2 separate regions of the Homo sapiens genome follow, and region 2 is linked to region 1. The links are chromatin contacts, found by Hi-C or POLR2A ChIA-PET in ENCODE. All regions are on one chromosome and are shown on one strand. The core of a region is the stretch at or near the end of the contact, and the rest is flanking DNA. Distances in the headings are between cores, read along the strand shown. Region 1 holds the start of LINC00475 (long intergenic non-protein coding RNA 475). Region 2 has its middle 39 kb from the start of LINC00475.

Region 1 (6,021 bases), core at 1,932-4,431:
AGCCGTGGAGTGGGGGAAGAGATGTGATGTCATTTTTATTGAGACCAGGTCAAGGAATGTGCAAGAGGACTTGCGGGTACCTTCTGGAGCCCATAGCTCCTGGGCGCCTCCTATGGTTCCGTCTATGGCTCCTTCTAAGGATCTTCGAGTCCTCTCTGGCCTGCTACTTCCTGCATATCCAAGTGTTTTAACATTTTTCATTCTCAACTCTGTGTCAGGAGGATCTAAGTCCCCACCTTCCCTCCCGATCCCCAACCCCCAATTTGCACCAACTGGTTGGGCTCCAAGTCCCCAGAACCAGCCAAGTATTGATCAAGAGTTGCCCTGACAGTCACCTCCCCAAGCACACAGCTCTCTTCCTCCAGCCACAAACAATTCCCTTGAATTCTACACTCACCCACTAGGCTCAATTTCCCTCTGGTGTGGAGAGGCCTGGTAGTTTACCTCCACCTCCACGGAGCACCCACAGGAGGCATGATAATACTAGCCACCATTTCAGAGTCACCCTCGGGTGTCAGGCACTGTGGGGACTTTCACTGAACATATTATCTCATTTAATCCTCTCAGCAACATGCTTCCTCCTCTCCATGTACACATCAAGAACCTGAGGCTTAGAGGTGTTCAGTGAGTGACTCTCAGTAGGTGGCAGAGCTAGGAAGGAACCAAGGTTTGAGTGGCCCAGAGAGAGGCACTGCTGGTTATATCATCAGATGCGAATCTGTGCTGTCCTCAGCAAGGGCTGGGATACATGGGGCAGGGCCAAGGTGGGCACCTCCTAACATCGCTGAAAAGAGAAAGGAGCCCCAAGACTTCCCCACCCTGGCTCTTCTCCATGCCAGCCCTCAACCCCACCTTCAGGTGCCTTTGTGGTAGAGCTGTTCTCCAGAGAGGGCAAAGAAAGAAAATTCCTCCTCTGAGACACCCTCAGGACAACTGTAGATATCCCTCATGCACCATCCTGATGGGACCCCTCCCCAGCCCAGGGCAGGGAACACGGTCCTCTGCTACCTCCTTCCAATATTCCAGACCCCACTGCTAAATTCCCCACATTGCCTCAGGACCCATCGTACTCTTTCTAGCTCCCACTCCCTCTCTTCTCTCCGCCATTCTCAGAAGCATCCCCTGAGTCTTGAGAGAGAGGGGGGCTTTCTCAATCCCCAGGAAGACACAGACCAGCTCAGAAAACCCCACCTCCACTGAACCCAAATGCAGACTTCACAGCTCCCAGGGAATTGTGACAAGTTAGTGGGAAAATCTTCTGCCAGCATGGATGGTAGGATGCTTGAATTCCAAAGGTGACAGTGTACCTCCTACCCCAGGTCCTTCTAGAAAAAGGATCATTAATCAGTCTAGGAAGACTTAACACTGGGAAAGGAAGCTCTGGAAGGCCTTATCTCCCCTGCCCCTTCAACCCAGGCAAGGGACCTTCCTTCAGCTCACCCAGAGAAAGGCTCCACAGAAGTCATATCTAAACTCTTTAGCCACAGGACCCTGTCTTCCAATGAACCAATGTCACATACTCCCAGGATAGAAAACTGCTGAAAGCAGGGCTGGCCTGGGTGTGGGCTGGGGCCGGAGCCTGCCCTGCTTTGCCAGATGCTGAGCACCCAGCCTCTGTGCAGTTGGTAGCTTTATTCCCATGACTGCCTCCGCCGTCACCTGCTGCACTGTGAAGGATTCCATTTGTCCTTCTAGAAGATGGGCATTATTTTTCTCTTCTCACTCCCTTACCTGGCCCACAGCCTGTGCCTTTTGGAGTGGAGGAGGACATCCCAACCTAGGGACAGGGACATTTGGAGAGGAGCCCCATGAAGAGTTGCCATCTGGGACCCTCTGCCTCCCACCAGGACACTGCCAACACTGAGCATCCTTTTAGTTCCACAAATTCTTGCTAGGCCCCTATAAAGATTCGCCCAGCGTCCTCTTCCTCTAAGCTCCCACGTGCTAGAACTCCCACATGCTAGAAGCCATGAGGGGTCTCTCTCAGGCCAGAAGGAGCTCTGGGATCCTAGCCCTCAGCAGAAGGCCCCAGGCTTTCCCACCTGCTCCCAGCTCCTCTGAGGAAGTTGATGGAGCCTGCAGAGCTGGGCTGGAGGAGGTCTCCTTTCCCCAGAGCGGGGCTGGGGGTGCGGGTAGGTGGCCTGGAATGTGCTCTCTCACCCTCCTCCTGCCCATGTGGTAAGCAGCGAGAGCCCCCAGCCCTCCAGCTCTGAGGGGAAGCTCCTGTGAGCCAGACGGACAGGACAGCTGCCCCCAATAGGGTCCCCTTCACGGGCCATCTCACCCCAACTCAGACGCTAAAAATGGTTCTCCGCTTTTCAGCCTCCGCGCCTGCCCACAAATTAGTGTCTCCAACACAGCCTCTTGGGACATGACTTTAGGGAGGCCCCTGGGGGAGCCGGGAGGCCCCAGTAAAGGGAGATGGTGCTGGCAGAGTCCCTTTCTGAGGAGACAAGAGTGGATAAGGCCCCCCTCCCAGCTTCTGGGACCCCCCCCCCAAAGAAGGCCACCCAGCCTCAGTGTGACAGCCCTGTTGTCCTCACCATGGCAGAAGAACAGACATTATTTCCACCCCACTGGGGCACGCTCCCCTCACCTCCACCTCCAGTTCTGTCAGCTTTACCCTCAGCCACCATCCTGGGCACTGCTCTGCTGGAAGAGAATGCAGCAACAGGAGATGGGGGAGCCAGCCCCGCGCCCTCCCGCTTAGGGTCCAGAACCCACCTTGCCAAACCTGGGCTCCCGCAGTCAGCCCACAAGCACGGAGGCCAATGGGGAAGCCAAGTCAGGGAAGCCTGGTCTCCCTGCTCGCCTGATATTTAGTCTCAGACTCTTCTCCCCTCCCCAGTCCCGCAACGGTCAACTTGGAAGGGGGTGAACCCTCTCCGGGATGCCCACGCCCCAGGGCACCAAGCAAGCAGGTGTCCTGCTGAGGCCAGGACTGGGTGCAAGCCAGCAGCCCGCAGTACCAGGTGGAGACAGGCGGGCAGTACTCACAGGTAAGCCGTCAGGGGATCCAGGTCCCCCGGTATGGCGGACAGCCCAAGCTCAAGAGCAGTCGGCAGACAGCATGATGCCGTCCTCCTGGCAGTGGCAGGGGGCCGGGCAGGCGGTAGGCCCCGGGCCGGGCTGGGGGGCGCAGCCGGCGCTCGGGGAGGCGCACACAGCGGCGCGAAGTCACAGCGCCCGGAGCCTGGGCGGGTTGGGCATCTCGGCGGCCGGGCTGCTGGGTCACCTGGCGGCCAGGCGCGCAGACGCACGGGCGCGGTGTCCGCAGCTGCTTTCTCCCGGTCCCGGCGGGCTGCGCCGTCGGTGGGGACCGCCCCGGGGGCTCTACTGGGCGTCGGCGGCGGGGCGGTGCAGTCAGAGAGGAGCAGGCATTGTTGAGTGATCTTCGTTATTCAGTTTCACAGGCTGGGCTTGGCAAGGGAGGGAGACCCAGCCGGAGGAGGAGTCAAGGAAACTTTCTACGCTGCGGCTAGCTCCCTTCCCTCCTTCCTTCGGAGCTGGCAGGAATTTCATTCAGGAAAGATAAAAAAAGGAAAAAAGCAAAGAAACCCAAGCGAGCAAAGCTCAGCCCGTCAGAGACCTGCACTTGTTTAGAAAGGGTGTCCCAGGGCCTTGGCTGCAGGGCTGGGGACCCTCTTGCCTTTGGGGATAGCCACGGGGTCACATGGGACCCAGAGGAGATCTCTGAAAGAGGCCTTGGGGCTCTCATAGCCCCTCATGCCTTCACCACGTTTCACACTGGAGGAAACAGAGACCCAAGAGGAGAAATGATTTGTTCAAGGTGACACAGCTGATAGGGCATCCCCAGAGCTGGAACTCGTCAGCCCTCCTCGGCCTTATCCTAGGACAAGAGAGAGGGGAGTGAGGGGCTACCCTGGAAGAGGCCAGGCTGCGGAGGGTTCCACTGCAAGCTGGGATGACCCGGCAGTGGGCAACCAGGAGCAGTCTCCTCCCTGAGAGGTCGCGCCTTGACTCCAAAGAAACGGGTGTGGAGTTCCACTCGCTGAGTGCACCCTGGGTGGAAATGCACTCCTGCAGCCTCTGTCAGGTTTACTGTCAGGTTTACGGGGACCACCTTGATCCCTGCTCCCAGGACCTCGGCAGGCTGAGGGACTGCGTGCAGCTCAGCTGCTTGTCAAGAGGCCACCTCAAAGTAAGCAGATTGGCGCCACCTGGAGGCCGGGTGCTGCACCTGCAGCTCGGCCACCCTGAGGCTGGAATCCCACCAACTGGCTGACCTGGCCGGCCCCAGAGCCCTGGTGAGCAAAGGGCACGGTGGTTAAAACTGAGGCCAATCCCTGTTCTCTCCTTAGACCATAGTGAGCTGGCTGTGCTTCCTTCACGCAGCCTCTTGCTGTCTCTGGTCTCTCCCATGCTGAGCCAAGCCCCAGTGCAGAGCTAGAGCAGGCTGTGGGCACCCCTCCTTCCTTTTTTGCCCTGTCTCCCCATGGTCCAGCCAGAGGGTATACCAGAAACCTGGGACCTCAGAGGCATCCAGGATTTCTTCCACCCTGTCCTTCCACATGCCAGAATCCTCTCATCAACACCTCTCCACTCTCCGATAACCTCCCAGGGCTAGAGGGGCTGCATAGCCGGACCAAGAAATGAGCAGACCCTGACCCTAGGCCTCCCGTTGGTGCCATGGCGCTGAAAGTAGAAGATGAGCCTCCTAAGAAGGCTAGAGGATGGGCCTACATGACCAGAAAGACTCACAGATAGAGCCACCTTTGCCCTATGGCAGAAAGCTACCACAGGCCAGCCTGCACTTCCTTCACTCAACCATAGCCTTGGCTCCATCTCATTTGCAGCTCCTGCTGCTCCAATGTGAGATTTTCCCAGAGTGGAAAAGCCATGGTTGAGCCCTGTTGCAACCTCAGCAGCAGCTGCTTGAGACAGACTTGGGCAGCTCAGAGCAGAGCCTCCAGCCTGCTTTTGTGAGGGTCATTAGGGGGCCCACCCTCAGCTCCTGATAAACATGGCATATGGAGGACACCGGCATTTAGTCCTCCTGGGAGGGCACCAGTGCTTTAGTCTCGTTCTGGGAAAGCTCCCGGCTGAGCAGCCAGCACGACCTCTGTACCCTTCTTCAACCAGGCCTGAGAAGGACCCTCCTGACTTCTGACCCGTTGCACCTTAGTAGGAACTCAGGTTGGCCAAAGAGCTCTCCCCGCTTCCCCTTGGGGAGACCCGACTCCATTTCAGGGACTCTTGCTCTGATCTTTCCAGGCTTTCTCTGTGTCCTCCCAGGGCCTTCCACCAGGGGCAGTTAGTGTCCAGCATCAGGCACTGCACCTGGAAACTCCCAGCCTGACCAGGGAAGCAGGCAGGAGCTCATGTGGCCACCAGCAATCATGCACATGGTATGCAGTGCAGTCCTACAGTGTGTGGGACAGACAGCTGCCTCCCCACCCTCTTTTCTGGTCTCTGCTGCTCCTCCTGGTTTTTCCTTTCTCCATATGCCTTCCCTGCTTTCTCCCCCACCTCTTATGTAGAGGGGAGGAAGAAGGAGACAGAGAAGGAGCAGGGAAAACTTGGCACCTCCGCCTGAGGGGTGCCTCCAGCACCTGCCTTCCGAGTAACAGGGTAGCTCTGGCACCTCCATCCTGGTGGGGGCTGAGGGTGGCCCCTGGGGGCTCTGGCAGGTAGAGAAGGCTGGGGATGGCAGGAGAAGGGAAGTGGGAAACAGGATAAACCCTACTGCATACAGCATGGTGCGTACAGGGTGATGAGGCAGAGGACAAACAATTTGGAGCTGTGATTCTGAATCCAGGGCTTAGCACCACAGGAAACTAGACGTGGAGAGACCAAAGTCTGAGGAAATTTAGAAACTGGAGGATTAGCAGGGAGAGGATTGCTTCAGGGGAAAAACCAACAGCATAGGGGCCATAGGTCACCAAGTTCAACCAGACTCCAGGTCCTAGCTTCCATCCCGGCTCCATGTTTGCCCACGAGACCCACACGCTGGGCCCAGGCCTGAGGATGGACAGACAGAACACACTGAGCTTCAGGCTT
Region 2 (6,021 bases), core at 1,271-3,770, 40 kb before region 1:
CACGAGGAGATGCTGTGTGGGGGGGGACTTCTCGACAGGAAAGTCCATCTGCAAAGTGAGTACGGTCATTTCCTCTCTTCCTTTGCATATTCTCTTGGCCTCAGTTTCCCTTGGGACGGGTCTCTGTGTTGCCTCTGCTTTCTTTGTGGTGTCCCTTGGAATTCCTGTTTCCTCTCCTCTGAGTGTCCTCCCTGGGCTCCATCCCTCAGAAGTCTCCCCTAGACTAGCCCCTTCCCCAGCGCATCTCAGCAGGAACATCTGCTGGAAGGATCTTCAAACAGCATTTTTTAATATATTTTAAACTTTTTATTAAAGCATAATATATATACACAAGAGTACATAATTAATAAGTATATAGTTTGGTGAACTTTCCCACACTGATACAACATGTTACCAGCACCCGAGAAGCACCCATGTGCCTCCTTCTTATCACTAACGCCCAAGGGTAACAAACACCTTCACTTTTAACACCGTAGATTCTGAAATTCCTGTAAGTGGAATTTACAGTCAGCACTCTCTTGTGTCCTAACAGTGTATTTCTGAGATTTGTCCATACTATTACACGTTGTTATGGTGTGTTCTTCTCACTGCTCGACAGCGCGCTATTGTGTGAGTTGAATTCTACATTGGATAAGTATTTGAGTAGGTTCCAAGTTGGAGGTATTATAAGTAGCTGTGCTATGTACATGTTTGTATTTGTCTTTGGGACACAGATGAATATATTTTATTGCATAGAATCCTATGAGTAGAATTGCTAGATAAAAAGATGTGTCTGTGTGTTCAGCTTTGGCAGAGGATAGCAAACCGCCTTCCCTCTAGCAGAGGATGAGAGCTTCTTTTCTCACCAACTTTTATTCCTTTCCATCTTTTCTGATTTTGGCCATTTTGGTGAGTGTGTAGTTTTTGGCTTAAAATTTTTTGTATGTTTATTATTATTGGATATCTTTATGAAGTTTCCCTTCAAGTTCTTTTTCTCCTCTCATTTTTCTGTTGGGTTGTCTGTCTTTTTCTTCTAGGAGCTCTTTATGTATTCCGGACATAAGTTCACAGTAAGATACATGGTGTGAAAATCCTTTTCAACCTTCTGTAATGTTCCATCTTATAGGTGGGGAAATTGAGGCCCAGAGAGGAAAAGTGGCTAGCCTAAGTGAGGCAGTACAACCTGGGCCCAGGTGTTGCGACTCCAAGGCCAACCCTGCCTCCACAACCTCTCCCACAGGTGGTAGCCTCTTAAGCTGACATCTGTGGGCCGAGCTTTTGCATAGACACCACTGTAGGGCAGAGAGGAAAGTGCTGGGACCCTGGAATGAGAGACATTGCTCCACCACATGTGCCTGCCCTGTGACCTGGGATGTTCTCTTCACCTCCTGAGCCTGGGTCCTCATCAGCTGCGTGAGGATTCCAAGGCCTCCTCCATGAGGTGGTTGGAAGGATGGCGTCCACTTGGAACCTCAGAGTGTGACCTTATTCGGAAGTAGGATCTTTACAGATGTAATTAGTTAAGAATCTCAAGATGAACCCATCCTAGATTTAGGGTGGGCCCTAAATTCAATGACTGGTGTCCTTAAAAGAGGGGGAGAGGCCATAGAGACACACATGGAGAAGATGGCCATGTGCAGAAAGACATGGAGAGGAGAGGGATGCCGCCACAAGCCAAGGAATGCCTGTGCCGCCAGAAGCTGGAACAGCCAAGGGAGGGTCTTCCCCTAGAGCCTTTGGAGGTAGTGTGTCCCTGGAAGCACACTGATTTCAGTTTTGTGGCCTCTAGAACTGTGAGAGAATACATTTCTGTTGCTTCTAAGCCACCAAGGTGGTGGCAGTGTGTTATGGCAAGCCCTTGGAAATGGATATGTTTGGCAAAGACCACAATGCTAGCAAAATGATAGATTGAAAACTAGAACCAGGTCTTTCCTTCCCCCTAGTCTGAGCCCTGAGTCCCCCTGGCCCGTGGGAAGGGCTCATTGGCAGCACTGTTTTCAATATTGCCCGGCAAGCTAACTGAGTAGTGGGAGGGAGCTCAGCCCACCTGCCTGCCCAGCGGGAGCCAGCCCCAGGCTTCTTGGTTTCCTGTCCACGTCCACATACTTCATTGTTCCTCCTTTCTGGCTGTGGCCTGGCCCCTTCTCCTCACAGAGTCATCTGTACCCCAGGGGGAGCAGGGAGCCTGCCCAATGCCCAGCCCTGGTGGGGCTCAGCCAACAAGTCCTTAGTCCAGCTCCCTTCCAGCCTTGTTCCCCACCAGCCTCTCTTGCAAAGGTCATGCCCCTGGAGCCTCAGGGCCAGCACACTTTGCCTACCTGCTGGACATTCCACAGTGCCCTCAGCCCTGCCCCTCCTCTAGTTCCTTGCCCAGGCCAAGGACACCACTGAGGTGGACATCTCCTGAGCCTTTCAGCCACCACTGCCTGTCTGTGAGATTCCATCTGGATTCATCTCCTGCTGAGCCATCTGCTGTGGTCCCCGCCTCCACCCTGTGGCTCTCTTCTCTTCCCTGCATGGAGCACGCAAAAACAGCTTTGAGGAGAGAGAGAGCTGCAGGGTGACTCAGCGCTCAGACTGCGAGCAGGACACAGCTGGTTGCAGTCTTCACTCTGTCACTTGCATGTGCTGTGACCTTAGCTAAGTTTTCTCACCCGTGCAGTGGGCTTGCTAACAGCCTCCACTTCATAAGGTTCCTGTAGAAATGTAGCACCATGCCTGGCATTTAGCAGGTGCTTAATAAGTGTTGGCTTCCATGTTCCTGGCCTTGTCTGTTTTCCTCTATCTGAGTTGTACTCATTCTTCTGGGCCTATCTCGGACCTGCCCTTTCACCCAATGTGGAATTCACCACCAGGCCCACCAGTTACACGTGGCTTCCTCTGTCTCCACAGTAGTGCAAACCACAGCCTAGTTTGCATGGGGTACATTAATGTTGGGACTTCCTCTGCGTACTCGGAGCTCCCAAGGGTCAGGGCCAGGAGACCCTTGGAGTCCTTCCCGTCTCTCCCAGACTGGCCCAGAATCAAGCGTGATGTTGGCAAGCAGGTGGTTCATCTGCATGGATCACTGAGGCCTGGAGTAGTCAGGGACCATTGCCCGGAGGACCAGGCCTCCTCTTGCCCTCAAACAAGCTGGGTGGGCACTCCGAGTAGGGAAGCACTGAGGGGTGGATCTGAGACAGCGAAGGCACTTTCCACTCCCAAGAAGACCCCGGGCATGAATTTGCCAGGGCTGCAGGAGCAAATCCCCACAAACTGGGCGGCTGAGACCACAGATGTCTATTATCTTGCAGTTCTAGAGGGCAAAAGTCTAAAATCAAGGTGTCATCAGAGCTGGGTTTTTTTCTGGAGGCTCTAGAGGAGATTCAATTTCCTTTTCCAACTTCTAGAGGCCGCCCACACTCCTGGGCTCATGGTCTCTTTCTCCATCTTCAAAGCTATCAGTGTGACCTCTGTGTCTGTTGTCATATCTCCTCCTCTGACTCTGACCCTTCTGCCTCCTGCCTTCCCTTATAAAAAACTTTGTGATGACACTGGGCCTTTTGAGATACTCCAGAATAATCTCCCATCTCAAGAGTCTCCACTCAACTCCAGTTGCAAAGTCCCCTACGCCATGTAAGATAACACATTCACAGGTTCCAGGGATGAGGATATGGATGTCTTTGGGAGTATTCTTTAGTGACCGCACCACGTCACCCCTTCTCTCTCCTCTGGCCTCCACTCCCCCAGCCCAGGCCCCTCCCTCTCAGTGTGCTCTCTTGCTTCTCATCAAACTGAGAAGATGAAGCAATGAGAAGCTCGCTCTTCTTGGCCCCACATCTGCCCACCCTGATCTGCCTAGTCTCTCCCCCTTGCCCCGATGGCTCACCCTGGGCCAACCCATCCTTGAGCACCGGGTCGCTAGGGCCTTTCCCCTACTCCTGTGTCCCCTGCCCTCCCTCTCATGCCTCCCACGTCAAGGCATGGCAACAATCTCCTCCAGCTACTGCCCCATTTCTCCACCTTTCTTCCCTGAAGACTCCTCCCAGGCCTGACTGCACTGAATCACCCAAACCAGCCTTGTCCCTCTCATGCCACCAAAGCCACTTTGTCCACAGCCTCTGCCTTGCCAGAGTCACTGCTCCCTTGACACATCAGCAGCATCTCACGCTCAGCTGCTGGTGCCAGTCGCCAGCCACTCCACTCCCACTTTTTGCTACCAGCTGCCTCTGAGGAGATAGCAGACTAGAGGCCCCCCAGAATCACCCTGAGGACAAAGAAAGAGGAGTTAGCTTTGGGCGATGATCATGTCTGAGACACCAGGTGGCAAGGTCGGATGCTCTGTGCCTCCTCTTTCTGAGTCAGGGTCCCACTGCAGACCCACCAGATAGAAATCTCCAGGTATCAAAGCTCCTGAGCTGACCCTCAGAGTGGACAATTATGGATCTGAATCTATCACACGTGGACCCACCCTCTGCCTTCCACACCCAGGACAACACACTGCTTGAAGCCTAGAAGGAACAGCTGTATGTACAGGGCCTGAGAGGGGCTGGGCCCTTCCGGCCTCTCAGTGCTGGAGACCCCAGAGCCGAGTTCTTAGCCTTCTTCCTTTTGTCTCCACTCCTTTTCCCTGGTTGGTAAGAAAAGGCCAGAGTCCACAAGTCCTTTGGCTCCTCCTTCAAAATACCATCCCAAATCTGACCATTTCTTCCCTCCTGTAGTTTCCTCCCTGGTCCCTCCTCTCTACCTGGTGCTCAGCAACTTCTTTCTCTACATGGCACCAGACTGATGGTTTAAACAGGTCACGTGTCCCCCACCCTCCAGCATACAGTTCTCCAAGTTGCCCCTCTGCAGCTCTGAGACCTCCCTCTGCCCCCTCACTCCCTCCCACAAGGTTTGCCCCATCCTCTCCTGGTTTGCGCCAACTGGGCCCTCTCTTCTGGACCTCGCAGAAGTAGGTTCTGTTTCCTATTTGAGTGTAAGGTCAGGAAAGCTTGTTGTGATCCATGGATACGAAATGTCCTCCCGCTTCCATAGGGTCAGTTGGCTTATTTATCTATGCACCATGGGGGACAGGGTTTGTCTTTTCCCCGTGTTTCCCAAGAGCAGTGCCTGCACTGGATGCCCCAGGTGCACCCTGGACTAGTGGGCGGAAGAGCCGGCTGTGGGCCCTGCCTCCCACCACCCTGAAGATGAGACCCTTTCTTTTTTCCCTCCCTTCCTTCCTTCCTTCCTTCTTTCCTTTTTTTTGAAGGAGTCTCGCTCTGTTGCCAGGCTGGAGTGTAGTGGCATGATCTTGGCTCACTGGAACCTCCGCCTCCTGGGTTCAAGCGATTCTCCTGCCTCGGCCTCCCGAGTAGCTGGGAGTACAGGTACACGCCACCATGCCCAGCTAATTTTTGTATTTTTAGTAGAGACAGGGCTTCACCATGTTGGCCAGGATGGTCTCAATCTCTTGACCTCGTGATCCGCCTGCCTCAGCCTCCCAAAGTGCTGTGATTACAGGTGTGAGTTACCGTGCCCAGCTGAGACCCTTTCTTTGGGTCTCACTTTTTGGCCCATGATATAGGGGGCTTTCAACTGCATGATCCCACCCTGACAGCATTTCAGGACTCCAGTAACTCCAAGCAACTTTCTGGAGACCCCTGCCTGCTTCCCTAGTGATGTGGGCTGTCTCCACAGGGCCTGGGCATGGGCACTTTCTAAAGATACTTTACCAAAAAGTTGAGAGAAAACCAAAGGCCTAAATGAACAAAAAAGGACGGGGCGCCCAGAGGGGATGTTCTGCTGCAGCTTAGGGTTCACAAGAGCTGCGCTCTGCACAGAGGTTTCAGCTGGCTGTGCTTTGCTAGCAGGCCCAGCGCCTCTCAGGCCCTGTACATACAGCTGTCCCCTCTAGGCTTCAAGCAGTGTGTTGTCCTGGGTGTAGAGGGCAGAGGGTGGGTTCACGTGTTGGTAGATTCAGATCTATGATTGTCCACTCTGAGGGTCAGCTCAGGAGCTTGATGCCTGGAGATTTCCATCTGGTGGGTCTGCAGCGGGACCCTGACTCAGAGAGCAGAG

What was found. Hi-C counts contacts between places; a loop is a spot of excess contacts on that map. ChIA-PET counts read pairs that join two places held with the same protein, here RNA polymerase II (POLR2A). Pooled maps may share reads with other maps.
Region 2: a loop to region 1 is called in a map with no recorded cell type, with 1.9 times the contacts of the local background. The contact joins the enhancer-like site here to the promoter of LINC00475 in region 1. A Hi-C loop is called at or near these places in 2 of 168 maps with a recorded cell type or tissue (PC-9 and posterior vena cava), 5 of 37 single-sample maps with no recorded cell type and 6 of 50 pooled maps. POLR2A ChIA-PET finds 5 or more read pairs at or near these places in 5 of 52 experiments (AG04450, K562, MCF 10A and 2 more).

The regions. Positions count from the first base shown.
Region 1 is chr9:92,138,627-92,144,647 of GRCh38, reverse strand. It overlaps LINC00475 (long intergenic non-protein coding RNA 475), which reads right to left and starts at 3,181. Exons shown (of 4, transcript NR_027341.1): 1 at 2,998-3,181. It also overlaps the pseudogene LOC100128076. RefSeq lists enhancers at 2,317-2,895, 2,896-3,475, 4,055-4,634 and a silencer at 3,152-3,331.
Region 2 is chr9:92,177,555-92,183,575 of GRCh38, reverse strand. It overlaps the pseudogene PRSS47P. Among named protein-coding and RNA genes, the nearest start is that of LINC00475, 39 kb to the right of the region's middle. Within about 2 kb of position 2,520, at least 2 of the 41 ENCODE cell types and tissues checked have a DNase peak (open chromatin) inside an H3K27ac peak, as active enhancers do.